Linked DNA regions of Mus musculus: regions 2, 3, 4 and 5 are each linked to region 1. Evidence: chromatin loops called from intact Hi-C (ENCODE). Cell type or tissue: left cerebral cortex. All regions are shown on one strand. Links, peaks and the distances in the headings refer to the core of each region. The heading gives the core; the rest is flanking DNA. Region 1 holds the start of Topbp1 (topoisomerase (DNA) II binding protein 1). Region 2 has its middle 82 kb from the start of Ryk. Region 3 overlaps Anapc13 (anaphase promoting complex subunit 13). Region 4 overlaps Trf (transferrin). Region 5 holds the start of Rab6b (RAB6B, member RAS oncogene family).

Region 1 (6,249 bases), core at 391-5,390:
GGGACCTGAGGCCCACCCGCCGGTTAGGAGAGGCGCGAAGGCCGCAAGAGGCGCCGGGCGGCCACGCCGGCCGGGAGGAGCCGAAGCTCGCTCACCTAGGTGGAGCCCGAGGGCCCACGGGCACCAAGTCGGGGGGCGCGCGGCCGGCAGGACGGCGGCTGGGGTCGGGCGCCAGCCCGGCGCGCAGCCCCCGCCCTCGGCGGCGCCCCCAACCCGAAGCTAACGCTGCAGAACCCGGAAGGGCCAAGACCGGGAACCGACTTTCGCGCCAACCGAGCGGACGCCACACCTCTTCCGGAGGAAGTGGCGTCATCGGGGCCCCCGCTCTGGGAAGCGGAGCGGTCGGAAGAGGGCGGTCCTTGGGCACGCTTTCCCGAGATGCTCTGGGGTCTGGGTTTGCGGCAACAGTTTCGGCTGCGGCGCAGCTCATCGTTCGTGGCGAGGGCCTGCGGGCGGCCGGACCGATCAGCCTTAAGTCCAGAACGTGCAGAAGTGGGGCGAGGGGGTCCAGTGGCGAGTTCTCCTGACGGTGCCGGGGCAGCGCATGAAGCTAATAGCGGCTTGTGGGTGGGAGGATGTTAAGAAAGTCAAGGTCTGACTCCCCAAAGTGGATGAACAATCAATCCTTACCAAAGCCAAAAACAGTAACGGAAAGAAGACTGGGTGATGAAAGGCACGCTAGATTATTGATTAGGTTATATTCACATTCAAGACTTTTAAAATATGTATTTCTAAGCCGAGCAGTGGTAGAGCACACCTTTAATCCCAGCACTTGGGAGGCAGAGGCAGGCGGATTTCTGAGTTGCCAGCCTGGTCTACAAAGTGAGTTCCAGGACAGCCAGGACTATATAGAGAAACCTGTCTTGAAACTCCACCCCCCCCCCCCCAAAAAAAAGTATTTCTAGATATCCTCTATCAGGTGTATAATTGGCAAAGATTTTCTCCCATCTGTATGCTTATTCATTTGATTAATTTTTCTTTGCTGTGCACAACCTTTTAACTTCACGCAATCCCATTTCATTTGTCCGTTGTTCGTATTATATCCTGAGCAACTAGGGCCCTATTCAGAAAGCCCTTGACTATTTTGGTTTCAGGATTTCAGTTCTGACATTAAGGTCTTTAATCCATTTGGAGTTGATATTTGTGTAACGCAAGAGAGATTAAGATCTAGTTTCCTTCTTTTATGTATGGCTATCCAATTTTCCCGGCACAGTTTATTACAGAAGTTGGTTTTTTTCTTTTCTGATGTGTACTTCCGGCATTTTGTGACAAAGAATCTTTACTTAGCCAAACCTGTAGTCTGACTACTGGTCGTTCTCCTTGTAAAAATCCAGTTAGATCCTGCCACCTTTGATAGCTCATGCCCTTTCTCATTTTTCACTGTCCCCAGGTAATATCTGACTATTCTGGCCTATCTACAGTAAGAAAACTCTTAGGTTCTAACCAAAACCCCATTCTTATGTTACCTCTTAAAAGTTGCTAAGGGTAGCCGGGGGCAGTGGTGGATCACGCCTTTAATCCCAGCACTCAGGAGGCAGAGACAGAGGCAGGCGGGATTTCTGAGTTCAAGACCAGCCTGGTCTACAAAGTGAGTTCCAGGACAGTCTGGGCTACACAGAGAAACCCTGTCTCGAAAAACAAACAAACAAACAAACAAACAAAAACAAAAAAAAGTTGCTAAGGGTAAATTATTGATAAAATGCTGAATTATTAGCCACCCCCAGCTTTATTTTATTTTATTTTATTTTTTGAGACAGAGTTTCTGCATAGCCTTGGCTGTCCTGGAACTCACTGTGTAGGACAGGTTGGCCTTGAACTCAAGAGATCTTGCCTTTGCCTCCCGGAATGCTGAGATTAAAGGTATGCCACCACGCCCAACACAAACTCTATTCTTTTAAGTACAATATATTTAGGGTTGCTGGTCACTGTAGTGATTATAATGGTCCTGCTTTAAAGGTATCATTAACTTTTTTCATTTACAGGATATCGATAACACTGGCGCAGAGGTAAATGCCCACTAGGGAAAAGAAGGGAAATACTTAGTATTGGAGGTAAGGGTCTGAGGATGTAGCTCAGTTGGTAGAGCACTTGCCTAGCATAAAAGTCCCTGGGTTCCATCTTCAGGGCCATATAACACTGGTTGCATCCTAGCTAAGCAGGAGGTATCTTGGGATACATGAGACCCTGCAGTGCCTTGAAGAAATTATTAGAGCTGTGAAAAAGAAGCCACAGTTGATGTCTAAAATGCAGTTCTGTCCTGAAGTTGTCATCATATCTGTAGGATACTTGATAGGTCACCAAGGACTGAGGAGAGTCAGGGCAAGAACTAAAGCAGAGGCCAAAGACAACCAGGCTTACACCCACTGCTTGCTCAAGCCTGCTTTCTTAGATCACCTAGGATCACCTCCCCTGGGGTGGCACCACCCACAATGGTCTGGGCCCTCCCACATCAATCACTAATCAAGAAAATGCCCTTCAGAGCAGTCTATAGGCGATCTGATAAATGACCATGGTATATGTTTATGCATTTAACACAGTATATTTTTACTTTGATTATGTGTGTTTGTGCACATGAATGTAATGCCCATAGAAGCCAGGAGGTGGCATCAAATCTCCAGAGCTGGAGTTACAGGCAGTTGGGAGCTGTCTAACATGGAAACAAAACTTGGGTCCTCTGGAAGAGTAGCAAATTCTCTTCACCACTGACGCACCTCTGCAGCCCCACCACAACATACATTTTATTGAGGCGTGTGTTATGTATGTTCACATGTGTGCAGGTACACATGTGTGCTCAAGTATATGACAGTCAGGTGCCAGCCCCAGCTGTTATTCCTCAGGTATCACCCACCTTGATGTTTTTTTTTTTCTTTTTTTAGTTGAAAAGGGCTCGTTTGTTTTACTTAAAGGGTTTTATATTTAAATTCCCAGCATTTCAAGTGAATATGTATAAATACAAGAGAGCTTAGCAAACAGCCTCTATTGCTACAGAGCTAACTTGAAGTGGCCTAGCAGCTATGAAAGCTGATAGCTTCAGCTAGCTGGAAAGTACAGCCTACCGACAGTGTGAGTTCCAGGGAGAGGGCTCTAAAGTAGAATGCCAACATCACATGTAGATTGTTCCCGGCTGTGTTTAAGTAGATCGTGTAAGGAGACACTCTGAGAAAAAAGTGGCTTCCTTGCCAAAAAATGTAGGGGGCTACATTGTTAGAAAAGCCAATTGTATCTAGGTCCTAAAAAGAAGAGAAACCTAAGAGGCTTTTGAGTCATGGCCATGAGAGCCTATATATGGAGGAAAGATGGAGGAGTATAGGACTCTTCTGGGCTGAGTAGGCGCCATCAAGTGAGATATATTCCCATTCCAGAAACAATGGCTTCAATGTCTGTTGTTTCAGGATTCTGGAGTTAATATTCTACCTTTATCCTTACCACCAACATCGTTCGTTCTCTCTCTCTCTCTCTCTCTCTCTCTCTCTCTCTCTCCCTCCCTCTCCCTCTTTCCTCCCTCTTTCTCTCTCCCTCTTTGGTTTTCTGTGATTCTGTTTCACTCTATGGCCAGGCTGGGTTGGAACTCATTATGTAGCCCAGGCTGGCCTAGTGCCTGTGCTGTTCCTCCTATCTCAGCCTAGCAAATGCTTGGATTGTAGCAATGAGTCATCACAACTGGTCCATGCTTCTTTCATGGATGACTGTCTTGTTACTTGAAGGAGACTTACAATGGCTCCAAAGGGTCAGAGTCCACAGTGGTCGGGGCAGCATAGCAGCTGGCAGCTTCCTCAGCTCTTGAACTACAAACACAAGGCAGAGCAAACTGCAAGTAGGCAAGTCGTTTCGTTTGAGTCTTAAACTCCAACCCCAGTGATCTGCTTTGTCCAAGCGCGACTGCACTGACTTGGGTCGGAGAGTCATTCTTCAGTAACATGGTCCTAAGCGGGAGATGGACATTAGATAAGAAGATAGAGAGAAAATCTGGGGTCGGGAGGTCTCATGCGAGCTATGTCTTAGGACAAGCAACTACAGCATCTCAGACACCATTTTGAGAGAAGAAATGGGACTAAGTCAGCAGAAACTGTCCTACGAAGGGACGAAGTCAACAGGAAGGTAATCAAACAGTGTTGCACAAGGGGAGCAAGGGGTATCTCAAGAACATTACAGACCGGGTACACAGTGGCCTTGGACTGATAACCATAGCCCCACACGCTGGGAAGAGAACAGAAGCTACAGATCCCCACCCAAAAGCCCTGGCCCAGGGCCATTACTGGGTCTGCCAAGCAGGTTCATTCTCCGTACATCAGAGCCTCAGGAAAAGACTCCGTTGATCTGACCATCAACAGAGCATTACCTAAACCTCCCCAAAACAGCACCGATGTTTTAGGATTTCTATTTTTGTGGTTAAACACCATGACCAAAAGCACCTTGAAGAAGAGACATTTATTTAATTCTACAGCTTGTAACCCATTCATGGATGTCAGGGCAAGAATTCAAGGCAGGAACCTGGAGGCAGAAACTGATGCAGGAGCCACGGAGAGGCACCACTTACTGCTTAGTCCTTATGATTCACACAGGCTGTTCTCTTGTAGCACCCGGGACCACCTTCCCAAGGGACCCCCATTGAACTGGGCCCTCCCATATCAATCATCAATCAAGAAGAACATGGACCTCAGGCCAATCTGGTGAAGGCATTATCTCAATTGAGGTTCTTTGTTCCCAATTAACAACTCTGATTTGTCTCAACTTGACCTAAAACTAGCCAGCACCTGCACCCCATCACCTGAAGACAAATTGTTCAAATGCCCAAGACTTTGGGGGTATTTCTCACTCAAGCCACCACATCCCTCTTACAGACCTCTGGACAGTGTTACCAACTAGCAAGTGTTTCTTTGCTCTTACATACCTTGGGACAGTGTTACCAACTAGCAAGTGTTTCTTTGCTCTTACATACCTCTGGACAGTGTTACCAACTAGCAAGTGTTTCTTTGCTCTTACAGACCTCAAGACAGTGTTACCAACTAGCAAGTGTTTCTTTGCTCTTACAGACCTCTGGACAGGGTTACCAACTACCAAGTGTTTCTTTGCTCTTACAGACCTCAAGACAGTGTTACCAACTACCAAGTGTTTCTTTGCTCTTACAGACCTCAAGACAGTGTTACCAACTAGCAAGTGTTTCTTTGCTCTTACAGACCTCTGGACAGTGTTACCAACTAGCAAGTGTTTCTTTGCTCTTACAGACCTCTGGACAGGGTTACCAACTACCAAGTGTTTCTTTGCTCTTACAGACCTCAAGACAGTGTTACCAACTAGCAAGTGTTTCTTTGCTCTCACATACCTTGGGACAGTGTTACCAACTAGCAAGTGTTTCTTTGCTCTCACATACCTTGGGACAGTGTTACCAACTAGCAAGTGTTTCTTTGCTCTTACAGACCTCTGGACAGTGTTACCAACTAGCAAGTGTTTCTTTGCTCTTACAGACCTCTGGACAGTGTTACCAACTACCAAGTGTTTCTTTGCTCTTACAGACCTCTGGACAGTGTTACCAACTAGCAAGTGTTTCTTTGCTCTTACAGACCTCTGGACAGGGTTACCAACTAGCAAGTGTTTCTTTGCTCTTACAGACCTCAAGACAGTGTTACCAACTACCAAGTGTTTCTTTGCTCTTACATACCTTGGGACAGTGTTACCAACTAGCAAGTGTTTCTTTGCTCTTACAGACCTCTGGACAGTGTTACCAACTAGCAAGTGTTTCTTTGCTCTTACAGACCTCTGGACAGGGTTACCAACTAGCAAGTGTTTCTTTGCTCTTACAGACCTCAAGACAGTGTTACCAACTACCAAGTGTTTCTTTGCTCTTACATACCTTGGGACAGGGTTACCAACTAGCAAGTGTTTCTTTGCTCTCACATACCTTGGGACAGGGTTACCAACTAGCAAGTGTTTCTTTGCTCTTACAGACCTCTGGACAGTGTTACCAACTAGCAAGTGTTTCTTTGCTCTTACAGACCTCAAGACAGTGTTACCAACTAGCAAGTGTTTCTTTGCTCTTACAGACCTCTGGACAGGGTTACCAACTACCAAGTGTTTCTTTGCTCTTACAGACCTCAAGACAGTGTTACCAACTAGCAAGTGTTTCTTTGCTCTTACAGACCTCTGGACAGTGTTACCAACTAGCAAGTGTTTCTTTGCTCTTACAGACCTCTGGACAGTGTTACCAACTACCAAGTGTTTCTTTGCTCTTACAGACCTCTGGACAGTGTT
Region 2 (6,249 bases), core at 702-5,701, 390 kb after region 1:
GGGCTCTGGGTCTAAACAGACTTTCTGGGTGGCTATGATGTTCACTCCGGTTTGAGACTACAGATCTAATAGACAGAAAACACAATCCTTGAGAAGGCAAGAAGGAACAAGGGCCAGACTGGCCTTTCTCAGGCTTTCCCACCCTAGGAGAGGCAGATGTGAAAGCACAGGCTGAGGGTGTTAGCATCTCTTCTAGGCTCTGCCCAACAGTTACCTAGCAAGTCAGGTAGGAGCCTGGTTTGCCCTCCCCACCCCATTACCTCCCCCACCCCATGTGTTCCTGGTCAGCCTCTTCCCTTCTTTCTCCTGTCCCTTTCCATCCCTCTCTGTCCCTTTTCTTCCCCCGCCCCCCCATGCCCCAAATAAACTTCATTTCATACTAGACCCATCGTATGGCTGGTACCTGGGGGGGGGGGGCAGAAATGCCTCATCATGGGCCCGCTAAAGCACCCCCCCCTGCCATACCATGCCACAGCAGCACAAAACATACCAATAGGTCCAGACATCTAGTAGCATAGAGAGCAAAGATATGCTTTCTGGTGTTGCCTACGGCTCCAGAATGACAAGAGGCTGAAAGTGAAGAAGGGAGCCAGGCATGCTGGCTTTCTTGGGAGGTTTTGAGGTCAGCCTGGGTAATACAGAAAACTGCAGAACAGCTTAAGGTGCAGAATAAAACTTGTCTCAGAGAGAGAGAGAGAGAGAGAGACAGACAGACAGACAGACAGACTAGGGAGACGTGAACAGACTCCCCAAAGGCATGCCCAGTGATTGGTCTCCTCCAGCTAGACGCCACTTCCTGAAGTTCCTGAACCTTCCCAGGCAGCACCACCAGCCGTGGACTGAACCTTCAACACGTGAACATTTTGTGGAGACATTCCAGATGCTAACCAGAGAGGCAGTGATCTTGGAAAAGGATGCTAACGGCCATGGGAAGCTTGAGGTCTTCATTTGAAAGGGATGCTCTTAACCCAGGCCTGGAATTCCCAGAAATATTCAGGCTGGGTTAGCCTCTTCTCTCCTACTGCCCTTTTTCCCTTTTGTGTTTTCTATTTGTTTTGGTGAGACATGAGGCTTCCTTGTAGCTTGGGGTGGCCTCTATTAGGTTCCCTCCCTCTGCCTCTAGAGTTCTGGGCTTATAGACATGTATAACTATGGCTGGCTTTCAAGATGGTTTTCAAGGCACGGTGCAGATTCCAGGCACCTCAAGGAAAGTGACCCAAGGAACCTGACCTAGCAGGAGTGAACAAACAAATGAAAACAAGCCTTCCTGGGCCTAAGTTATTGGTCGGGGGTGGGGGTGGGGCGGGGCAAGGATAGAGGGTGGCCAGTGTCTAGGTTTCTTTTTCTGCCGTCATAAAATACTCTTGACAAAAGCAATTTATGGGGCTGGACGGTGGTAGCATACACCTTTAACCCCAGCATGTGGGAGGCAGAAGCAGGATGATCTCTGTGAGTTCAAAGCCAGCCTGGTCAACCAAGGGAGTTCGAGGACAGCCAGGGCTGCTTGATGAGACAGGCTCTGTCTCTAAGTAAGTTCAGTGCAGCCTTTATTAAAGAAACAACAACTGAATTGTAAGACCTAAGTGTATTCTCTGTTAGTGGAGGACAGAGCTGAGGCAGACTGCTGACTATTGTCCCTCTGAAGGCAGAGTTAACATGCGGAATGGTATTTTAAAATAACCCTGAAAGACAGGGTTGCTGTAATAGGAAAAGGCCATACGAGCCTTCAAAAATAGGGTTTTTTTCCCTCACTCTTAAGATTTTATTGACCCAGCCATAAATCCCTAGCCTATATTCAGAGTTTGACATTTCCTCTCAGATAGGAAAGAAATCAAATGCTTATTGTAGCAAGTTCACAAGTGTATTTCAGTAGAACTTCAGTCAACAATTTCAAAGGCACTTCCTAGTAGCCTGTGCCTGGTAAGAAAGTGTATTTGTTAACTATGTAACAAGGTACCCTGTACTCATTTCACTACAAAAAAATAAAATAAAATAAAATTAAATTAAAAAGTGACAAGGAACCTGATTTCTGAGGTATGGAGGAGCCAGGCCACTGTTGAAAACTCGTGTTGTGCCGGGTGGTGGTGGCACACGCCTTTAATCCCAGCACTTGGGAGGCAGAGGCAGGCGGATTTCTGAGTTCGAGGCCAGCCTGGTCTACAGAGTGAGTTCCAGGACAGCCAGGGCTATACAGAGAAACCCTGTCTGGGAAAACAAGAAAAGAAAAGAAAAGAAAAGAAAAGAAAAGAAAAGAAAAGAAAAGAAAAGAAAAGAAAAGAAAAGAAAAGAAAAAAAAGAAAAGAAAAGAAAAGAAAAGAAAAGAAAGGAGGGGAGGGGAGGGGAGGGGAGGGAAAAAAAGAAAAGAAAAGAAAAGAAAAGAAAAGAGAAAACTCGTGTTGTAGGTTCAGGGCCGCCCCAGGTAAGGTCAGCCAGCAGTGTCACCTCTTCGGAAGCATTCTAGGTGATGTTTTTTGAGAGAGCCAATGAAGCAGGACATGACTGATATCAGGTCACAGGCCATTTCCTCAGTGGCTCCCAGCCCACAGGCTGCAGCCCACCCCCAGCAGGCGCCCTGTGCTCTCAGGCCTGGAAGCAGAGATCAGGTCATGTGCGTGCATTTCTACTTCTCCAGGAAAGCAGCTCTATGGACTAGCTGTGTATGTAGGCCGAGTGATTATGGGGCCGGCGTGTGAGTGGTACCATAAAGACAGGCTGTGGGAAAGGCTCCTACCAGAAGGGTTTTCATAAAAAAATAAAGGCAAACCCCTATACATGGCTCCCTCTGCAGGTCAATATTAAGGATAAAAGTCCATCTCTCTTTTTTGGAGGTTTGCTAACTGTCTAGATACCTTCCTCTAAGCCTTTGGAATATATTTAGTTTTTGTTTTGTTTTTTGCCAATACAAACTTTTAGAATATTGAACTCCATAAGTGTATTTTCTCAGTGAGAAGTAATGTTTAATAAATTCTAGGCTAGGGCTGGAGAGATGGCTCAGGGGTTAAGAGCGCTGACTGCTCTTCCGAAGGTCCTGAGTTCAAACCCCAGCAACCACATGGTGGCTCACAACCACCCATAATGAGATCTGATGTCCTCTTCTGATGTATCTGAAGACAGCTATAATAATAAATAAGTTAAAAAATAAATTAAAAAAAATAAATTCTAGGCTAAAGGAAATTGCAGAGGGGGTGGAGTAGCCTTTTGTTTCAGGAAAGACAACAATAGACAGCACACACACACATATATTCCCTACAGACACACACACACACACACACACACACACACACCCCTCTTAGTTCACATGGTCCTATGTATCACTGGTTGAACAAAACTATCTCCCATAACAATTTTGCAGAGCCTGAGTGATTATCAAAACAGATAATCAAAAACCATGTATAACCAATGTGGGCGTAGGGGAGGGAAGCTGGCTGGGGCAATGGAGTCTGGAGAGAACCGGCAAGAGACCACAAGTTCTGCCCACAGATGGCTCAGGAAGCACTAGGAAGCAGTAAGGGTGGCTTCCTGGTGGCCCTGTGGAGACTAAGGAGGGACTAAGTTCAATGTTGGGGTTGAGGGGTGCCAGATGGTCCTGCAGAGGTGCTGAGCACAGAAAAGACCTGACAGGCAGGTGCTCAAGACTGACATAGGAACCATAGGAACCCAAAATTGGGGGGCTGGGGTGGGGGGAGGTAGACGCTTGAGCCCCAAATTACTAAGTGTGGAAGGAAGGCTGAAGTGGAAACGTGGTTTTCTTTGGAAAGTCAGTTATTTCAAAGAATGTTTCGCTGAAGCAGACACAGGTGAAAGGACATTTTGCTGAAGCAAGCACATGAAAGGATGTGTGATGAAGAATTCTTCGCTAAGGACATGCATGTATTGGCCTGCCTTACATGCATTGTTGAGCACCATTTGTCTTGACTCCACAGAGAGAGATGCACCAAAGAACTTGAGAGGTTCCCGTGGCTTCTTGCCGCTTCCACGGGCTCCACGGCCGATCTGCAGAGTGATGTCAGCTGATACAGACCCACGGGGAGTTTTGCTAAGACAGGCTCATGTGCTGAGGCAAGACCTGTGGAGGACACATGATGTTTGGGGGGAGCATACATAGGACTCAATGGACAGTGACTGGCGGCTTCCTGTGCAACCCTTCTTCGTCTCAAGTCTTCACTGATCTTGGCTTCGTTGGGAGAGGCACAGCCAAGAACTTCTCCTGGCGTCCCTGCTGGTCTTGCTCCCTCCTGCTGACTGGTGAAGCCTTGCCTGGCTGTCTCTGCTAGGTTGGACTGCTGCTATATTGGTGAAGTGTTTGCGAGTGGATCGAGCTGCCGCTGCTGATTCCTGTGAACTGAACTGCTGGTTTCCTGACAACACAGATGGGATTTGCTCCAAAGAACAATTTCTAAACAGGCCCACTGCCCCTGTATCACCATAAGCTTTCTTTCCCATTACCTCTGGTGGGTGGTGGGCTAGAAGGGAGGTTGGAGCATTTAAGAACAACTATTCAAAGTAGGATTTGAAAAGCCAAAGTTACAGAAGGCAGTTCAAGGACGATATGCTGACACATGCCACGGAGAGAATGTCACTGAACCTGGCACCTATGGTGTCAGGGGCCTGCAAAGTGAGCCATTACCCCAGGAAGGAAGGACCCTGGGCCCACGTCAGGGCAGACGCTGAGTGGAGTGGAGGTAACTCACTGAGAAGTAGTAACTCAATGCTAACAGGAAGGCAGGGAGGGAGGGGTGCTGGAAGCTGAGAAAGTCATTGGCAGAGAAAACCATGCATACAAGTCTGAGGGGTCCAGGAGAAGCATGGGAGGCTGTGCTAACGGAGAGGATATCTAGGAACACTCTGTCCAGCAAGAAGGAGGAGCTGTTGACTAGGATGGAGTTCAAGGGAAGCTGGGAGCGGCTAGAGAGGAGGATGAGAGTGGGAAGCAGGGTCAGAGTGCAAGAGAGAGGGGAAGATAATGACAGAGTTGGGGTGCCAACTGGATAGTCCTGGTGTTAAGAGGGCCAAGGGGCCTCTAGCATGGCCAGCTGCTTTTGTGGTCTAAATGTGAGATGCCCTCCCATCTGCTCATGTGACACTTATATGCTATAAATAACCTGATGTTGGGGGTGTGTGTGGATTTGATGGTGGTCAGACTGCAAGCAGAGACTAAGGATACTGAAGAACCTGAGAGGTGGGTTTTATAGAACAGGGAGCTTTGCTAGACTGCAGTAGGTATGGAACAACATTACAGAGGAGATCAGAAGTGAAGGCACAAGGCGGGTGTGTGTATGTGTGTAAGCCAGGGACCAGATGATGCTAACGTTTGGGCTAATGTCCCCACAGAGGTCCATGTGTTAAAGCTTGGTCCCAGTTGTAAGGGGGTAGAGCCTTTAGGAGGTGGGGACTGCTTAGAGGCCTTCCTGTCAAAAGTGGGTATGCCTTTCAAGTAAGCATTGCACGGCTCCTTTCTCTTTGGATTCTGGCTCCCATAAAGAAACTATTTAGTCCACCACGTGTGCCCTGCCATTCCATACTGCCTTGCCACTAGCTCAAAAGCAAGAGGGTTGGTCCTGTATGAACTGAAACCTCCACAAAACTGTAAGCCAACATATGCTCTTCTCTTTCCTTCAGTCACCTCAGGTATTGTGTTAGAGCAAGCCAACATAGAGTAGAGGGTGCTGTGTGCTAGGATGCCACTTCTGACCACACCATGCTGTGCCTGTTCCACTCCAAACCCTTGCCTCCCACACCATGACTGCAAGGGAGCTAGCTTATCTTCTGGAACGAAGACACTCTGGGCTTAGATCCAGATTCTCCTCTAGCCACACATACCAGCTCTCATTCATCTACTTTCTGTCTCAGTCCCAGATTTACTCTGGAGACTTAGGCCCAAGGTATTCAGATCTTCAGTATCTTGGACCAGATACTTAACTGGAGCCCATGGCCAGGTAACACCTTTCCCCTATCAGCCTACACTCCAGAGTGCTGCTAGCTTCATACCTATCTGGAAAAACACAGCTTCTTGATTCGCTCTTCTCTCAACATTTCTCTTCCACAGACCACTGTTTGCAAACTGTTTTTTTTTTTTTTTCCCCAGCCAGCTGCCTAGGGAGACTCTTTTCTAAATGACGTCCTTGCTGCTGGTGCCCGAGTCTTTCCCGATGGATATCAGCAGAAGTGTCTTGGTGGCCTTTCTATCACTTACTGAGAAAGGCTCCCTCTTCTGGGAGCCGCAGTGATGTGGTTGGAACCCAGCACTGG
Region 3 (6,249 bases), core at 1,141-6,140, 670 kb after region 1:
GCTGGTTGGCTCAGAGGCCGAGGCAGGTTGGGGGTGTCCATCATCTGAGTCCCAGCTGCCCTTCTGGGCCAGCACCTCAGGACTTGCAGCTTCCGTTGGGTTGGTTCACTGAAGGACTACAGGACGGCTTAGGAACCAGACACAAATTTTTAAAAAGGAGTTGAGCGGCCCCTGCTGGTGATAAAGGGGCACTGATGACAAACTGAAAATGAGTGAAACCATGATTTTTTTTCTTTTGGTAGCAATTATCTTATTTTGGTAACTAAACAGTAATATTTACTGTTTTATGTATCTCAGGTCCCCTAATAAGAATGTTGTCAATTCTGTCTCTGTTCTATAAATTAGAAAAACATGAAAAATTTGAGAATTCTGGTGGGATTTTCTAGGGCATTGATGTGGCTTTTGGCAACGACATGGGTTTTGAGCTGTGACAGTCTAGGTTGGAAAGCCCTTACTATTTGAGTGACTTTTATAAGTCTCTTAACTTTTGACAAGCTAACATTAAATTTTAAGCTGTTATCTCCTATTCAAAGGACAATGACATCCAGCTAAAAAGAAAAGGCAGGGCTTGAGCCATGGAAGTGTTCCATCCACCCCAGCTGCCATTGTTGCGATACCATGAAGGGGTGGGTCTAAGATGGGCTTCAGATGATGGGCAGCTCCTGGCCTCTGGATGTTTCTCAGGGACAGAGATTGTATCTGCAGGCCTGTGTCTGGCTCAAGAGAATTCAGTTCTGGGTTATAAGACAAGGCTTACACTGCATGTGAGTCTCTTTAGAACCATACACGTACAATCCAGGGATCTCACTGCAGGGAATACTGTGCAGTGGGTAAGCCTGGACAAGTCCACCAGGAAAAGCTATCTCGACCTCCTCTACTTCCACCTTCGCCTCCACAGTCCAAGCCACCATCATCTTTTTCAGTGTAAAGCTCTTTTGTCTTTTACATTTCCTGTCTTAACTGAAATCCATCTACTGGGGTGACTTGCATTAAAAAACAAATAAACGACGACGACGACAACAACACAACAAAAACAACAAATAAAAGCTGGATGGTGGTGTCTCACACCTTTAATCCTAGCACTTGGGAGGCAGAGGCAGGCGATCTCTGTGAGTTCCAGGGCAGCCTGGTCTGCAGAGTTAGTTCCAGGACAGCCAGGGTTTATACAAAGAAAGTCTTGGAACAAAACAAAACAAAATGAAACAAACAAACAAAAAGCAAACCAAACCAAACAGATCAGGCAGTCCCCAGCTCTGATTAAGTCTTTCGATGACTCGGGAGATGTGGAGAAGCCCCTAGACCACCCAGGTTTCTTGCTGGCAACACCAGTTCCACTTTGAAGCTTTGTGTCATCTCTTGCTCGGTGGTCAACATTCACCCCTCACTGTTTTCCCTGGCCACTTGTATGTCAGGTGTTTGTTCAGAAAGCCAAGGCAGGTACAAGAAATGCCACACTTTCTTTAAAGTGAATGACATCTACTGGAATCTACTATGCTGTACTTCTTGGATGTCCCTTTCCCTGTTTTTTTTTTTTCACCCGTTCTCTGTATACTGGCTGCCAAAGATACACGTCCTCTGGAGTTCTGTGCTTATACTGTCTCGGGGAGACGGCTGGAAGGGAGAGCCAATAACTGACATTTTATAGCAGTACTTCTATCCCCAAGGCTTGATGCCGTGGAGTCTTTAGAAATTCTAAAAATTTATTTTTATGAGTGTCTTGCCTATTATGTATGCATATGCATCTCATGTGTGCAGCCCCCCCAGAGGCCAGAAGAGGGTAAGGAACCCCCTGGAACTGGAGTCACAGACAGGTATGAGCTGGTATGTGGGTGCCAAGAACGAGCAGGAAGTGCTCTTAACCACTTGAGCCATCTTTCCACCGCTGACAAATTTTTGTATAAATATTGTACTGACTACTGGCTTCACAGTGTTTTATATTTGAGGGGGCTCTGAGGTATGAGATGCCATTATTATTCTGAATAAAAGGAGTATTCCATTCACGCAGAGAACCTCTCCAGTGGTGCAAAGGCAATAACCACAGACGGAGAGCAGAGGTGACTAACAGCTAAGCAGGATTACAAGCACACACTACCATGGCACGAAGCCCAATTTTTACTGGAGTTGGGATCAAACTTAGGTCCTGACTAAGCCATCCCCTAATTCTTCAGAGATAACTTTTAAATCTGTACATTTATGCAATGTCTAAAAGTAGCTTGGGAATCTTAAGAATGCCAGTTATCAGAGAGTGGAGTATCTGCTCGGGGCATAGGCACCTACAGGCTAACGTCACTCAGAACACGTCTCAGGCATGGGAATGCGAGTCTGTGGCTCTCTTCATGCCTGGTTTCTGCTGCCTTTCCTGCTTGTATTCTCAACTACTCGTGCCAAAGTAGCTGGGCAGTATTAAACTTTGACAGAAGCAAAACTGGAGCCAAAGGCAAACGTTTAATCGACGGTGTTCAAACGCAAGTGTGTGCATCACCTGCCGCAGGCTTCCAGAGCCGCGGTCTACATTCCTGGGAAGTCTCAGTTTCTCACTCAGAATGTTTTCATGCTGTGCTTTGTTGGTTAAACAAAACAGCAAAACAAAACGAAAACCAAGTGGGCATATGCTTTTGAGTGTTGATTTATTGCTAAAGATCTGCATTTGGCGACAGGAAACATTTTTATCCCCATATGTTTGAAAACTCCGTCCGTGGGAAGGAGCCCGGCATCAGTTTCCAGCGGGTGGGACGTTCTCGTGGAGGCCCTGTAAGGCCAGGTCTGTCCACTTCATCTCCTGTTCTTTCACAGACTCTGTGGTGCCTCCGTTGTCTTGCTCGGGCTCAGGAAGCTCACTCTGGAAGGGAAGCACAGCCGTAACGACCATCAGGAAGTGTCTTTTCTATCCTTGAGATGGGTCTCAGGTAGCCTAGGCTGGCCCCAAATCTTGAACTGTGTTTCTGCGCGGCCGGGGACTGCGCTCAGGGCCCTGCTGAGATACACTAGCACTCTCTCACTGAGCCACACTCTCAGCCGATCACCCCCAAGTCTCTTTCCCATCCTCCTTTGCCTCCCAGGAGCTGGGATTATAGGTGTGGACCTGGTCCTGCAGTTACTTCTGAAAACACAAAGGCATTAGGAAAGAAAGCCTCCGAGGGCCTGGGAACAGCCAGCAAAGCTGATATGATGCTCTAAAGAGAGAGCCTAAACAAACAGATGGATAGAAAATATCAGAGGTCTGTTCAGTGCGGCTTGCTTGGAAGCCTCATGGGAATGCTGGCCCTGTGACTCTGGTTTTCTTATAAAAGGCAGTGGGGCAGGAGGGCTAAGGGCAGAGACTGGAGGCCCAGACAGCCTTCATTTGCTGGCTTATTGGGTTGATGAGGTAATTCAAACCCTTGGGGGCTTTTGTTTCCACTCTCAAAAATTGGAGAAAAAAAAAAAAGAGCTTTTTTTTTCACCCCCATGTCTCTGCCTTGGGGACGGGGAGAGTAAGGACATTAGATCCAGTGCATGCTGTGAGGGTACTCAGTACTCTAGGGCACACACTGCTGAGTGGCTGAGAACACTGACAAGAACCAATGCTAAACCTATTGAAAAATGCTTTAAGGGCCAATCTGATTTGCTGATATGTTCTCAAATACAGGAATTGTATCAAGAAGAAAAAATGCTGCAACAAAATGCTTTCTTTAGTGACAATATGGGCTGGATAATGGACACTGACAATGTAACAGGTGAGAGCTCCCCCTAGTGGAAAGCACAGTAAAGACTAGCTCACACCCCAAGAGCCATTTTCTTACAGAGATAAGCCATGGCTCCAGAGTTCACCACATGTATTTCTGTGCAATTCCCTGAACTTACACTTTGTGTTAGAAAACTGATGCTTTCATATTCAAAGTTAGGATTTCTCACTTATATTTATACTATGTGGAGGTATTTTTATTTTTAAAATTATGTTCAACATATGGAACATGATACTTGGCTACAATATGTACAGATGTATTTGAAGCAGGTCCAGTAAAGTGGTTCAGTGGGTAAAGGCACTGCAGACAACGCTGAGTTCTACATGTGTGTCATGGCACACAGGTACACACATACAGGAAAACCCCAATGTGTTTGCACAACATGCGTCTGCTATGCCGAAAGTAAAGTGAGATTCAACATTCTGTAAACAGAGCCAGAGAACTGTCATTCTCTAGTCCGTTTAGAAATCTGACCTTAATAACTATCTACAGGTCACAAAAAATAAACAGGCCTTTGATTAAGAACGACTTAATGTCATGCTCTCTAATGGCATACTAGGCTTCCTAAAATGATGTATCGTTTGCTTGGTGACTATTAATTCTTGCGATGAATACTACCATGTAAAACTAGACAAAACATGCCCACCCAACACAAAATACCATACGCACAATATCCACAGGGACAAATTCACCAACAGCTGCAGCTGTCTGCAGCTGTTCCTGCCAAGCCGCAGAGTCTAACCCTGACTGTGCCTTTGGATTGGCCACAGACTTGCCCATCTCAGCAGAATGCAGCTGTGGGGCAGTTCTGGGCCTGAGCCCTAAGTGCTCTGCACTTCCCTGTTGCTGCTGAACCTGAGGCTGAGGTCCCAGAGGACCTGCAGGGTGGTGTGTGCCAAGTGCCAGGCACCCTACTTCCTGGAGACATCCTGTTAACTGGCAGAGGGGCTCCAGCTAGTCTGCTGCCTGACACTGCAGCACCAGCAAGCCTAGGATTAGTTGGCTGAACTGGTGTGGACCAGACCTCCCCAATAAGAAATAAAATTATGACCAAACAGTTGTTATTGTAAGCCATTAAGTTTCAGGATAATTTGTTATGCAGCAAAAGCTAACTGACAGACACATTCCTTTAGAATCACAACACTGTGTGGATGGACCACAGGATCAGGTTACCATGGCACCAGGAAGTCAGCAGAGGGACCTCCCCCTTCATTCCCTACCATGTAAGTGTTCCTTAGGTCTTGCTGTACGGAGCTCAGCAAGTCACAGCACTTTTCCTGGTGCTGTTGTGGTTTTCCTCCCTTGCCTAGATCACTGCACTGCAGTCACATGATGTCCCCTGGCCCTTTCTTCTATCAGGCTGTCTGTCAATGTTACAGACCCCACTTTCTGAAAGACAAATGTGAGCTATGGCAGCTTCCCTCCACAGACCTTTCATCCCTAGATACCTAGAGAAGGAGGTCGAAGTGGGGCACAAACATTTTCTCAAAAACTATGCCCAACTTTCTGCCTCCTAATTACTAAGGTAATTGCTGCCCACTGCTTCACCATCTCCCAACGTGTTTCAAACCCTGGGCCTGCTACACTCTTCTTTGCTACAGTACCCTGTCTAGCACCATGAACCATCTGATTCTTTCTTAAGCATTACATCTTCTCTGCATTTCTACTGCATGCCAGGCCTCCAGCCATTCTCCACTTGCTTATCCTTCCCTCCTGCTTGGTAGTGTCATTAGTTAGTCACCTACCTCTCTTGATCCCTGGCTCCAAACAGGAACTTTATCTTATGCTCATATACCCTTAGGGCACACAGTAGACTTTGGAGAAGTGATTGTTGGATGGATGGATGGACGGATGGATGGGTGGACAGATGAAAGCTTACAGACTTTGAGCTTTGCTTATGAAATCTGACATACTAGTCACTAGACTTGAGGTAAGTGTACTTCTCTAATCCTACTCTTTTCCTGCCAAACGGAGACACTACCACCTCCCCTGTATGGCTGTCTTAAGGATTACAGATAATGCAAGCCTTAATTTCAGTCTATGGCTTAAAACTGGTAATAAATTGTAGCTATGATTCTTATTATTTTATTGTCCTGAACTTGAACTAAGCTGCGACTTGAATATCCACTGAACACATCCCACCTCTTACTCTTGAAAGAGAGTGCCGGTGAGTGAGCGAGTGGAGTCTGTTCTTTGTAAAACAGCAGTGCAGGTGATGCTCCTGGAAGTCATGCTGTGTTAGCTGCTCTTCCAGAGCGTGTGTCACACTGTACAGAGAAAGTCCCCAGACTCTGTTTGCCTTGTTCTTTGTTAGGCCTTTGTAACATCAATGAGTTTTTGTTTTTTTTTTTAAATCTACATAAGCAAAAGTGGGGGGTTACTTATTACAGAAGGTTCAACAACAGCCTTTTAAGGGAGTTTCCTAGAGATCAGCAAAGAAAAGGTTTACTGAGAGCTTGTATGTCTACAGGCCAAAGAAGAAAGGCAAGGTTGCCTGTAAGCAGCTGGCTGTGTGCCTGCATCA
Region 4 (6,249 bases), core at 585-5,584, 77 kb after region 1:
GATTCAGTGAAAGACACTGTCTCCAAAAAAATCAGGCAGAGAGTAATAGCGGGAGACACCGCACGTTGCCCTTTGTCCCCCACCCCCACCCCCCATGTGTTCCCATCTGCACATGCACACACCACATGGGAGCCCGATTATATAAGCACATACACACATCGTGATACACGTAATTGTCTTCAGCTGATTCTCTAAATGGCGGCCCAAAGGGGGTAAAGCATCCAGGGAAGGTTTGGTAGAAACAGAAGCCTGCTGCATAGAAGGGAGTTCCTAGCCTTTTCTCAACAGAAGACAGCTGAAGAGTATCACAGGTGAACTCGTGATCAAACTGTCGCTCAGAGAGACGCAAAGCTTCTAAGATCGTTATCTTCCCCTGGGGCCTGGCCATCAGACCTAGTGTCTGGGCTGCTAACAAACATGATGACGTAGGACAAACCTGCTTCCTCCCCCAAGGCCAGCTTTCTCATTTCTAAAAGACGGTATGCCTTTCCTAGAGTTGGTGTCTAGAGCCTTGTCTGAAGGTGGCTGAGGATGGTGTTTGCCCACTGAAGTTCACATTTTGATGTGGACCTTCAGCCAAGGCAAAAGAAGAGCAGGTTGTCACCTTCAGCTACCCCAGCATCTCTCTAAGCAGCCCAGGGTTAGGTGGGAACATGGCAGACCGTTGGGGCGAACGGATTCATCTGTTCCCAGGATCGGAGTGCAGCAGAGCCCTGTGCTCTGTCATGACTGCCACCAGGGATGAGAGGAGGGTGGAACAGAGGAGAGGTGGCCATTAAGACCCTTCGTAAAGTGGTGCGTTCTCTCCCCAGGCACGGGGAGCGGGTCCTTTATGCCTCCGCCTTCTCTCCTGCAGGGCTGTGTCTGGCTGTCCCTGACAAAACGGTCAAATGGTGCGCAGTGTCAGAGCACGAGAATACCAAGTGCATCAGCTTCCGTGACCACATGAAGACCGTCCTTCCGCCTGATGGCCCCCGGCTTGCCTGTGTGAAGAAAACCTCCTATCCGGATTGCATCAAGGCCATTTCTGTAAGTCCTGCTGCCGGGAACGGTAGCCCCTATACGCCTCTGGTTTGACTCACTTGTGGAAAAAAAAAAATTGAACTGGGGGGTGGGGACTGTCAGGTGTCCAAGTAGACAATTATACCAAGAGTGGCAGGAAGAGGATCATTCCAAGGCTTGAATTCTCCTGTCCATCCGGGTGTGGCCGCACACGTAGGTGGCCATGGCATGCTAGCTCCTACTGTTTCAGGGGCCCAGGACTATAGGGAAAAGCAGTAAGCTTTTCAGTGTTAAGACTAGCACCTTCTGGGCTAGTGAGATGGGCTTCTGAAGGTCCTGAGTTCAAATCCCAGCAACCACATGGTGGCTCACAACCATCCGTAATGAGATCTGACACCCTTTTCTGGTGCATCTGAAGACAGCTACAGTGTGCTTAGATATAATAATAAATAAATCTTTAAAAAAAAAAAAAAACAAAGACAGCACCTTCAGGGTTTTCACCTCCATGACAGCACCCACAGAGGAGCTTACAGGGACTCTCAAAACACGAGGGTCTCTGAATGACAAACCCCACTGTGTGGCCGAGCATGGAAACAGATATAAGAACCCAGCCACCCACAGACCCTGGGTGCTCCACTACAACCATGCCAGAGCCTCTGGTATAATAGCAGTGCCCACCTCTGAAGAGGGAGAGACCCTTCCCCCCTACCAAGCCTGCCAGACCAAGCCTCGACCACTGCCGATGGGTAAATCCGCATTTTGTCCAGGTACTGGGCACATCATCAGGGAAAAGTGAGGAAAAAAAAGACTCCATTTCTTCCTCTAGATGGAATCAACCCAAACCGGCAGGGCTGGATGTGCTTGTGCTTGGGATTTTCTAGCCCGAGACCCATGGAGCGCTGCCAGGTCCTTCCCACTTGTTCTGGTGTAGGGAAGCCTTCCTTGCAATAAGTCTTTGGGACTCGCTCTCTTCTAGGCAAGTGAAGCCGATGCTATGACCTTGGATGGGGGTTGGGTGTACGATGCCGGCCTGACTCCGAACAACCTGAAGCCCGTGGCGGCGGAGTTTTATGGATCAGTGGAACGTGAGTTCTCCCAGAATACCCAGGAGGGGGACCGTGGTTTAGTAGATGTTAAATCTCATTCTGTAGGCAGGTAGCCGACATTAGAAACGCTAGGAAGCCTTTTCTTTGGGGAGTCCATGGGGAATGAGATCTTCTAGCCCTCCGGGCACACATGGAGACATCTTGAGGACTTTGGGCTGGTTGGAGGCTGGTATGGACCTTCTGAGTCAGGCATCCTCAATGGAGAGCAGGCTGGGGTCCAGCTTGGCCTTCACTGGATCTGGGGAAGTGTCCAAGCTCCCCAGAGCCTCAGGCGCCATGGACAAGAGAAAACCCACCCCTATAGTGCCCGGAGGGAGCTTAGCAGTCCAAGAAGCTCTTCTGAGATAGCTCTGGTGGTCCCTGTCACCATATTAGAGGATGTAAAATACTTTGAGGGAGACAGAGAATGCCTCTGTTGTGGCTCTCACATGTTCCTGGTGCCTTGGCTTGGTAAGGAGAATGAGGCGCTCATGACCCATGTGCCGATGCCTCTTGAGCCTTTGTTTTCCCGGATGGACCATCTGTCTTTAAGTCTACAGAGGTTTCTCTGGCTTCTTACCACCCAGCTCTGCCTAAGTTACCCCTGGGTCTCTCTCTCTCCTTCATCAGGACAGAGCACTGACAAGCAGTGCTTCTCTGGGCCATGTCAAAGTCCTCCCTCCACATTGTCCCCTTTCAGATCCACAGACCTACTACTACGCTGTGGCTGTGGTAAAGAAGGGAACAGACTTCCAGCTGAACCAGCTCGAAGGCAAGAAGTCCTGCCACACAGGCCTGGGAAGGTCTGCAGGCTGGGTCATCCCCATTGGCTTGCTCTTCTGTAAGCTGTCGGAGCCCCGCAGTCCTCTTGAGAAAGGTAAGCCGCCATTTCTATTCTGAATATCCTGTACTGCTGGGGCCACACAGTCCTGGTTAGTCAGGCAGGTAGGCTGAACTCCAAGGAAGTGGAGGAAGAGGGAAACAATTAGAAGTGGCAACTTGAACCTTCTTGTTGTTGTGAGCTCCCAACACCCCTGCAGAGGCTGACCTGAGGAGGAATGAAAGGGCAGGTGGGTCCACAGTGGATTTCCATATTCACTTCAGTCCCTCACACACCCTCAACCCCCATCACCCCCACCACCACACACACCTCTGCTCCGTTAAAGGATGCTTTGGTTCCACCTGCTGGTCATAAGGTTGTCCTGCACCTCTCTAGGCTGTACTACAGCCCCCAGAGGCACCCTTTGAAAGATCTGGAGCCTGGCAGTGGTGGCTCACACCTTTAATCCCAGCACTTGGGAGGCAGAGGCAGGTGGCTTTCTGAGTTCGAGGCCAGCCTGGTCTACGGAGTGAGTTCCTGGACAGCCAGGGCTACACAGAGAAACCCTGTCTTGAAAAAAACAAAAACAAAAAAAAACCTGGAAACAGAGTGGGCAAAGTCTAGGGCAAGCCTTGTTTAGCAAGAAGTACTGCTTGTGTCCCCGGGAGGGTAACTGAAGAGCAGGGGTTAACTTATTCCTGTCTAGAAACCCTGCTTAGTACATGAAAGGCTGGGCAGGGACTGTGCTGGGCAGGGACTGTGCCTCTGCCTTCCTTCACCAGCCCAGGCTGGGTGATGGCATTATGCTTATTATGCCTTGTCCATTTCTTTGTATCGAGCAGCTGTGTCCAGTTTCTTCTCGGGCAGTTGTGTCCCCTGTGCAGATCCAGTGGCCTTCCCCAAACTGTGTCAACTGTGCCCAGGCTGTGGCTGCTCCTCCACTCAACCATTCTTTGGCTACGTAGGCGCATTCAAGTGAGTGGAATTGACACTCTGTGGTGGCCAGTGCCAAAAGTCCTCAAATGGGGGCTCTTTGCTGAGCCAACCTACCTAAAAGCATGCAGGTGGCTTAAGGTCCTCCCAGGAAGGCGGGGTTACAACCTGGGGCTCTCAAGGCCAAGGTAACCTATGTCCCCTTCCATCTGATGTCAAAGTTCAAGCCCTGTTCTGGCAGTCCTCTCTCCTCAGAGCTTCCGCATCTGGCTGGCGTCTCCTCTCAGTGGGCTGGGTAGCATCTGAAGGGACCTACATACCCCGAGTGCCTCACAGTAGACCATGCTCAGGATACTAGACGCTGCCCCGCACCACCCCAGCAGTACATGTGGCTTTTTAAATTATGTTTTTACATATAATATATTTTAATCATATATAAAACTGTCCAGTGGACATAAAATACTCTGAGGGAGGCAGGGCATGTGAGCCTCTATTATGGCTCCATGAGCCTTGGGTTGGTAAGGACAATGAGGCGCTGTGCCGGTCCCTCTTGGGCCTTTGTTCTCCTGGAATGATGCTACAGATGGACCATCTGTCTTTAAGTCTACAGAGGTTTCTCTGGCTTCTTACCACCCAGCTCTGCCTAAGTTACCCCTGGGTCTCTATCACCATACCAGAGGACACTGCACCCCCATACCTTCTTACACACACACACCAACACTGAAGATTAAACCAAACCAAAAGTACACAGGGGAAAACAAAACAAAACATGAAGTCCTCTGTGTGTGTGTGTGTTGGCCAACTACTCCTGGGCATGAGACTGGTCCTGAAATATGGTTGATATACTCCCTTAAAAAAACAAAAAACAAAAACAAAACAAAACAAAACAAAAACAACTGATTTTCGCCAGGCAGTGGTGGCACACGCCTTTAATCCTAGCACTTGGGAGGCAGAGGCAGGCAGATTTCTGAGTTCAAGGCCAGCCTGGTCTACAAAGTGAGTTCCAGGACAGCTAGGCTACACAGAGAAACACTATCTTGAAACAAACAAACAAACAAACAACCCTGATTTTCTGAAGCCAGCATCAATTGCAAGTAGCCTCTTAGGAATAGGATTTTGTGTCATTTATGCCCAATTTCTTGCTCTCTCTTTTTTGTCTTCTGATACCCTGAAATCCACATAGCCAGGGTAGAAATACTGTCATCTTCCATACTAAGGATCTGAAGATTTTTACATTATTTTCACCTCCTGTCAGCCACTTTGGGGTACGTGAGCACATCCCCCATCCCAGTGGTACTGTGGATGTCAGCATCCCACCCTAGAGAGCTGTCTCCACTATGAGGGCCACTCAGCCTCAGGCCTTGTCTGAAAGGTGACAGTGTGATCTGGACCAGGAGCAGGGTCCACCTTCTGGGACTCCTTGTTCATGGGCTTCTTTCCCACAGGTGTCTGAAAGATGGCGGTGGGGATGTGGCCTTTGTCAAGCACACAACCATATTTGGTGAGTGATGGGGAAAGACTCTGGCCGGTTCCTTGTCATCCTTTTCATGGCTAGTGGCCAGACCTGAGCATGCAGGGTCTCTCTCCCGCTGCTTGAGTCTCTATATATGCAGAGGAAGGTACTTTGGGGGTCTCTACCAAGATTCATGGGTCTCTTTCCAACACTCAAACCACACAATGGCTCTCCCTCTAGGGAAGAAGTGTCACAGCCAAGGGTTGGAGGTTGGCCTGGCTGACCTTGCCTGTCAGTAGTCTTGCTGAGCTTGGAGTCAGGGGATGGGGGCAACCATTGCTTCACTGGCCTACAGAAGCCTCTGTGTCTTTAACTGGTCATAGGCTCACCTTCCTGCATATTCCTTGACCCTCAGAGATCCCTCTAGACCTTTCAGTTCATGCTTTCAATGCTAACAGGACTTCAAAAATGGGGAGGGGTTCAGCCTGCCACAGGCTCACTGAACTTTCCCTCCTTAGAGGTCTTGCCGGAGAAGGCTGACAGGGACCAATATGAACTGCTCTGCCTTGACAATACCCGCAAGCCAGTGGATCAGTATGAGGATTGCTACCTGGCTCGGATCCCTTCTCATGCTGTTGTGGCTCGAAAAAACAATGGCAAGGAAGACTTGATCTGGGAGATTCTCAAAGTGGCACAGGTATTTTACCGCCATCCTCTGTCCTGCTTACCGCTCTGTGCAGAGATCTCTTTGACATCTGGACACACTAAGACAGCCGGGTCACCAACCTCTCCAGCATCCTCATAGAGTAGCCAGTGTCTCCTCTGGTATCAACATCCACCACCTTTTTGACCAATGATACCCTTTCCATCTGAATTAGGCCCTCAAGGCCCAGAGAGAATCCCAGAAGGAAAGAGAATCTCCGTCACACTCGCTCACGCGCGCGTGCACGCACACA
Region 5 (6,249 bases), core at 552-5,551, 190 kb after region 1:
GAGAGGCTCCTGTCCCTTCGCCCACACCCTCGCCGGCACCCAGACACCTGCACAGTGCTCCGCAGCCTGTGCCGCAGTGCGAGCTAGTCAGCGAGCCCGCGAGCCCGGCGCCTAGAGCGGGTGAGCCAGCCGCCGCCCTCGGTCCTCCCGGACGCACCTGCACCGGGTACCCGTACCCAGATCTCACACTCACCCTCATCCCTTGACCCCCAGAACCACCTTCTTCCTTTCCCCCTTGGTCCTCCCCAGCCCGGCCCCACCCGAGCCAGCCCCATCTCCCCATCTGCATCCCTCTCCTCTACCGGGGCGTGGAAGGGCCTTGGCGAGCCAGGGCTGGGAGGGTCCCTAGTGGGGTGGCTGAATGGGCGGCGTGGGGAAAAGACTCGGCTCCGAGCCGAGAGAATAAGCCGAGTACTCACCGCTCTGCTCCCCTAGGAAAACCAACTTGAATTTTCGCAGCGGGTTCCCAAAATCTCCCCCTGCGGACATGGTGCTGGCAGCTGGGGCCGGGCGAGGAGGAGGAGGAGGAGGAGGAAGCGGTGAAGGAGCAGGGAGGGGAGAGGAGGAGGGCGAGGGGAGGCGGCGAGCGGTGCGGGAGCCGGAGGGGGAAGGGCTGGCTGCGCGCGCCCCTGACTCCCCAGCTGCGGCCGGGCCCCGGCCTGCGGCTGCGTGTCCGACGGCGGCGACGGCGGAAAGGGAGGAGGCGGGGTGCGCGGCGCAGCCCTGGGTGGCGTTGGCTGCACGGGCGACGGGCGCGCTGTGGACGCCCGAAGCTCGGCGCGGGCAGCGAGGCACGGGCGGAGCGGGGCGCAGGGACCGAGCTGGGCGGAGGAGCGCTCTCCGAGCAGCGCCACGCGCCCCCTCCCGCCCGCCTGCTCCGCCCGCGCCTGCGCTCTGCGCGCTCCCAAGCCTCTGATGTCATGCGGAGCCCGTGGGTTTGCGGGGCTTGGGGGGCGTGCGCCATCCAGCCCCCACCCGGGCAGCCGGCTCCGGAGAGCCACCTCCTCTTGAGCCTAAGAGAGGTGCCCTCTTTGGAGCGTCTTGCTCTGCCCTGCTGCTTCTGTCTCACCCACCCACCTAGGGGGAAAAAAAAAAGACAGGACTTGGTCAAGAGGACATTTGTTTCTGGTCTTTGACACCTAAATGCGGTTCCCTTCTTCCGTCTCAGACCCAGATAGATGGTCAGACAGGGCGGGAACATAGGAAAGGGTCAGTGTGTGGTGTGGTGGTGAGTAGGAAGATGTGCGGATACCTGGCTCAGACCTGGGGTATGGCTCCTCGGTGGCCCCTGCTGGCCTCTAGCTTACCTCCTATCTAGCTAGGCTCAGACTCTTCATGCGGAGGGGATCTGTGGTTGTCCCCAGAGGAGCTGGCCAGTGAGAGAGAAGACACCCTTACAGGATATGCCTACTAGGGTTTGAAACCTAACCTGCCTGGTAGAAGACAGCTCCACTAACCCAAAGACAATGCCCTGCCTCTTTTGATCCTGAGACCGTCAGCCCAACCACACTCCTGCGCCCTGCTAGTTAGGTTTATTCGGGTAATGAGCTACAAGAGTATAAGAGAGCGACCTCTAAGTTTGCAGGGCACACACAGTAGCGTGAGAGCAAGGAGTAGACGCCAGACTAAGGTTAAACGCAGTCCCCAAGCAGTACACTCTAAGGCATCGGGTTAATTGAGGCTTTACAAAGCCCCTCCCCTCTTCCTCTCCAGCCACTTGCTGGTCTTGACCTTCTCTGGCCATTCAGGGAATGTTTGTTTGGGACTGTTTGGAATGTGTAGTGTATGTTACACAAAGCAAGCCAGGAGTGAAATGCACACACACACACACACACACACACACACCCGTGCCTACGGATTTCCCAGGGGACACTTATGAATTTACCCCGAATGTACCCACTAGAGTCTCCCACCGCACATTGAGCCCTCACAGGAAACTCCATGGAAGCAGCTGAGGTTCCACTTCACCTAGAGTTTAGGAAACAGTTGCTGAATGCTCGAATTAACCTCTAAAACTACTCTCAAATCAGAGTAACTGTTCTATTCTTGTGGTCTTCTTCGGTTTGAAGTCCCTGGAGTCGGAGGTCATCCCTCTGAGCATATAAGCATGCCAGATTGGGCACCAGACTAAGATAACTCAGACTCCACCCTACTTTTGCCCCGAGTGTGTTGCTGTCTCGGGATCCAGCATGGGCTGAGGAAAGTTTTGGCAGGTGTGTCCGACCCACTGTCCACAGGCCATATGCCTTGCAGGATAGCTTTGAATTCAGCACAACACAATATTGTAATCTTATGTAGAACATTATGAGATACTGGATGGGTTTCTACATTTTTTGGGGCAAGTTTTTGTTTATTGTTGTTGATCCCATTGCCTGGTTTTACATTGTGAAGTTTGTAGATTGCAATGTTGTGTCTCCGTAGCTAGAAGTTGGACACTCCAGCAGTGAAAGAACTACTCCTAAGCCACACCCCTCCCTGCCTGTGGAGGTCAAGGCATTCAGGGGGTTGGGGGGTGTCACACCTTCCACCCAGCATTTCCTCATCTGTACTGGTTCAGTCGGCTGGGTTGGCTCCTGCAGTCTGGGCAGAGCTACACAGCATGGTCTTCATGCTGTATGTGAATCCTAACCTTAGAATGCTTCTGCTCTCTTCCAAGTCTCTCCCTTACCCTTGCCATTCCTTTGTCTCTTAGGGGAAGGGATCATCTTTATTCTGTCCTGGGATATCAGGCATTTCCCATGTGATAGATAAAAAGAGCCACTATAAGCCTCTTTTTGGTAGTCTCACTAGAAAGAGTTTCTTCTGCATGGCATCTTTCTGCCCTTCCTGATGAGTGTGTTCTCTGGATGAGGAACATGGAAAGACATCATATCGCAGTGAACACACACCTGTCTTCTAATTCTTCTTTTATCCCCTCCCCCTTTTCCTCCTTCCCCAAGGCAGAAAACCCAAACTCTCAACACTTTCATTTCTCTTGAGTCTTTTGAATTCATATTTCAAACCCTGTCTTCTGACTTGCTCTTCCCTTCTCGCTGTACTCCCAAGATTCCTGTTGATGCATAGAGCAGAGCCTTTGGTTCCCGTGTCTGCTTAGCATTCCATCGTCTGCCCCAATTTTGAAACCATTTTCAGTAAAAATGTGTCCAGTTTTTAAAGCCTGAAATAGTTTTAGACTACATAGAGGTTTCAAAAAATAGTACAGGAAGTTTCTGTGTCTCTTCATCCAACAGCCCCCACGATAACATCTTACATAACCACGGTACCTTAGCAGAGCCAGGAAATTAACCATGGAAAGAGCACCCAGCCTTCTTTCTGCTTTGCAAATGGTGCAGATAGGACTGTTCTCTACCTGTCTCCTGGTGCACCTGCGGAAAGGTTCCAAAGCTCTGCAGAGAGGAAATACATCAAGGGCTAAAACCTGATGTATGTTGTTATCTTTACACCAAAGATCGCTGTCGGAACATATAGCTACCCCACCACCCATGTTTCTTCATGTTCTTCAAGAAGGGCTTGGCTATTTGCCCTTGGCTATTTCTTAATCGCGTTCTCACGCCCGGCCAGGAAGAACACAACAGACCAGAATCTTCTGCGGCAAAACTTTATTGCTTACATCTTCAGGAGCTAGGAGCGCAAACCCTCCGCCCCAAAAGCGAAAGCCCCTTCTATTTACATCTTTAGGAGCCAGCGCAGAGCGCACTCTATTGTTTACATCTTTAGGCAGCGAGCGAGCGCAGGGCGCGCAGAGCCAGAGAGATGCCAGCGAGAGAGAGAGAGAGAGAGAGAGAGAGAGAGAGAGAGAGAGAGAGAGAGAGAGAGAGAGAATGGCGGAAAACCCCGTCCCCTTTAAGGAGGAGTTATTCTTCGCTTAGGACGCATCACTCCCTGATTGGCTGCAGCCCATGGCCGAGCTGACGTTCACGGGAAAGGCAGAGTACAAGTAGTCGTAAAATACCCTTGGCACATGCGCAGATTATTTGTTTACCACTTAGAACACAGGATGTCAGCGCCATCTTGTGACGGCGAATGTGGGGGCGGCTCCCAACAGCTATTTACATAAAAACATAACTACAGATTTCTCTTCATTTGGAAGTCACTATGGGTTCACAAGAAGTTGCAAAAAAAGTCAGACCCGTGGGTACTTTATCTAACCTGCCCTACCCACTTCCACCATGGTAGTATCTTGTGTATCAAGTTCATTGTCGAGCCCGTATATAGACAATCAAGTACAAAGAGTCCCATCACCATGGGAACACTCCTGCTCCTGCCTTCCTCACACCTATCCCTTCCTCACTCTCAATCACTGAACTATTTCATTTCCTTAGACTCAAGAATCTGAACGAAATTATATTGTACGGAACATGGGGCGGGGGGGGGGGGGGGGCTGGGTTTTTTTTTTTTTTTTTCTTCTCACCTGAGATAACTCCATGGACAGATTCTGAGTTCCTGTTTGTATCAGTAGTCTACTCCATTACTACTGAGAGGTGTGCCATGGTGTGGACCACAGTAGTTTCTTCCTTCCCTCACCCACAACAGATGCCTGCATTCTTTGCATTCTTTGGATAAACCTTACCCAATGATAATAAGTTGTTCTTTTATATATATTAAATTTGGCATTCTAAAATGTTGGCACTTTTTTTTTGTCTACGATTGTGAGTGATGTTGTCCTGCAATTTTCTTCTCTTATAATATCATCATTTTCAGTGCCTGACAAATACAGAAGTGGATGCTCACAGCCATCCATTGGACCGAGCACAGGGTCCCCAATGAAGGAGCTAGAGAAAGGACCTAAGAAGCTGACAGGGTTTGCAGCTCCATAGGAGGAACAACAATATGAACTAACCAGTACCCTTAGAGCTCCCTGGGACTAAACCACCAACCAAAGGGTACACATGGTGGGACTCATGGCTCCAGCTGCACATGTAGCAGAGGATGGCCTAGTAAGACATCAATGGGAGGAGAGGCCCTTGGTCCTGTGAAGGCTCAATGCCCCAGTGTAGGGGAATGCCAGGGCCAGGAAGCAGGTGTGGGTGGGTTGGTGAGCAGGGGGAGGGGATAAGGAAGAGGGTGTTTTTCAGAGGGGAAACCAGGAAAGGAGATAACATTTGAAATGTAAATAAAGAAAATATCCAATAAAAGCAAAAACAAAACAAAACCAACAACAAAAATTAATATCATCATTTGGTTTGGATAACAGTCATGCTGGCCTCAGAAAATGAGCCAGGAAGTACACGGGCATCACCCATTTGTGGCAGGAGCTTATGTAAAATTGGAATTGTTTCTTAAATGTTGAACGGAAGGGCTGGAGAGATGACTCAGTGGTTAGGAGCACTTCCCATGCTTCAGAAAGACCAGAGTTCTGTTCTGAGCACCCACATCAGGCAGCTCATGACCAGAACCAGTGGTCTCTGATTCCCTCTTCTGGTCTCCATGGGCACTCACAGGTATATACTCACATAGACACACGTAAATATTTAAACTTTTTATGTACTTTTAAAAATTATTGTTAGTTTTGGTTTTCCAAGACAGGATTTCTCTGTGTAGACCTGGCCGTCCTCCATAGACCAGGCAGGCCTCGGATTCAGAGATCCACGTGTGTTTGCCTCCCGAGTGCTGGGATCAAAAGTGTGAGCAACTATGCTCAGCTAAGATAATTTGTTAGTGAAACAATTTTAAGTTGGATGGAATTATTGAATGAAGCCGTTGATTCTTGGTTTTCTTTATGGGGAGATTTAAAAATACCAATTCAGTTTCTTCAGTAAATATTAGACTTTTTGAGTTCTCTGTTCTCTTTCTTGATGGATCACCAACAGTCAGTGTCTTTAAAGGAATTTTTCCACTTAAGCTACACAACTTGTGTGTGAGAGAGACTATTTGTAATGTTGCCTTATTAATCTTTTAATTCTATAAACTGTCTAGTGATATGTCTCCTATTCCAGATTTTGGCAGGTTATAGCTGTCTTCTTCCCTGCCCCCAGTATTCTATCTAGAGGTCTATTGGTTGCCTTGATCATCCTAAACAATGCACTTTTGATATATTGATATTATTTGTTCGTTTCTCTTGTGTGAGTCTTGTGTGGACTACCACAGCTGCTCTGCTCTGAGCTTATAAATTCTGTGGTCCTGACATATACAGAAGACACTTTTTGGCCTCTGGACCTTACAGTCTTTCTCCTTCCTCTTCCACGAGGTTTCCGTAAGCCTTGGGGGAAGCGGATCAAACACATCACTTTGAAACCATAACCTTTGTGG

The links. A loop is a pair of places that touch in the nucleus more often than their neighbours do. Peaks named below come from ENCODE experiments on the same cell type or tissue, not always from the same donor. Only the 100,000 strongest peaks of a DNase experiment are listed, where the experiment ranks them.
Region 2: a loop joins it to region 1, with 3 times the contacts of the local background. A loop is called at or near these places in 3 of 42 quality-filtered maps.
Region 3: it touches region 1 in a loop (2.9-fold over the local background); 12 of 42 quality-filtered maps call a loop at or near these places.
Region 4: a loop joins it to region 1, with 7 times the contacts of the local background. A loop is called at or near these places in 31 of 42 quality-filtered maps.
Region 5: it touches region 1 in a loop (4-fold over the local background); 6 of 42 quality-filtered maps call a loop at or near these places.

The regions. Positions count from the first base shown.
Region 1 is chr9:103,299,218-103,305,466 of GRCm38, reverse strand. Topbp1 (topoisomerase (DNA) II binding protein 1) reads right to left here and starts at 140. Exons shown (of 28, transcript NM_176979.5): 1 at 96-140. In left cerebral cortex, for the core only: a CTCF peak has its summit at 2,591 (motif pointing right); a DNase peak (open chromatin) is centred at 2,597; H3K4me3 peaks cover 554 bases; H3K27ac peaks cover 435 bases.
Region 2 is chr9:102,914,260-102,920,508 of GRCm38, reverse strand. No RefSeq gene overlaps it. Among named protein-coding and RNA genes, the nearest start is that of Ryk, 82 kb to the right of the region's middle. In left cerebral cortex, for the core only: a CTCF peak has its summit at 2,777 (motif pointing left); no DNase peak of the experiment used is centred there.
Region 3 is chr9:102,630,604-102,636,852 of GRCm38, reverse strand. Anapc13 (anaphase promoting complex subunit 13) reads right to left here. Exons shown (of 3, transcript NM_181394.3): 3 at 2,609-2,839. The coding sequence ends at 2,714. Among named protein-coding and RNA genes, the nearest start is that of Anapc13, 7.4 kb to the right of the region's middle. In left cerebral cortex, for the core only: a CTCF peak has its summit at 3,734 (motif pointing left); a DNase peak (open chromatin) is centred at 3,724.
Region 4 is chr9:103,222,676-103,228,924 of GRCm38, reverse strand. It overlaps Trf (transferrin), which reads left to right. Exons shown (of 17, transcript NM_133977.2): 2 at 857-1,029; 3 at 1,979-2,087; 4 at 2,788-2,964; 5 at 3,750-3,882; 6 at 5,286-5,341; 7 at 5,812-5,990. Among named protein-coding and RNA genes, the nearest start is that of Trf, 4.5 kb to the left of the region's middle. In left cerebral cortex, for the core only: a CTCF peak has its summit at 3,302 (motif pointing left); no DNase peak of the experiment used is centred there.
Region 5 is chr9:103,106,397-103,112,645 of GRCm38, reverse strand. Rab6b (RAB6B, member RAS oncogene family) reads right to left here and starts at 572. Exons shown (of 8, transcript NM_173781.4): 1 at 420-572. The coding sequence starts at 489. Gm46128 (a long non-coding RNA gene) reads left to right here. Exons shown (of 2, transcript XR_001779270.2): 1 at 1-120. In left cerebral cortex, for the core only: no CTCF peak of the experiment used is centred there; DNase peaks (open chromatin) are centred at 873, 1,464, 3,173 and 4,091; H3K4me3 peaks cover 1,719 bases; H3K27ac peaks cover 2,678 bases.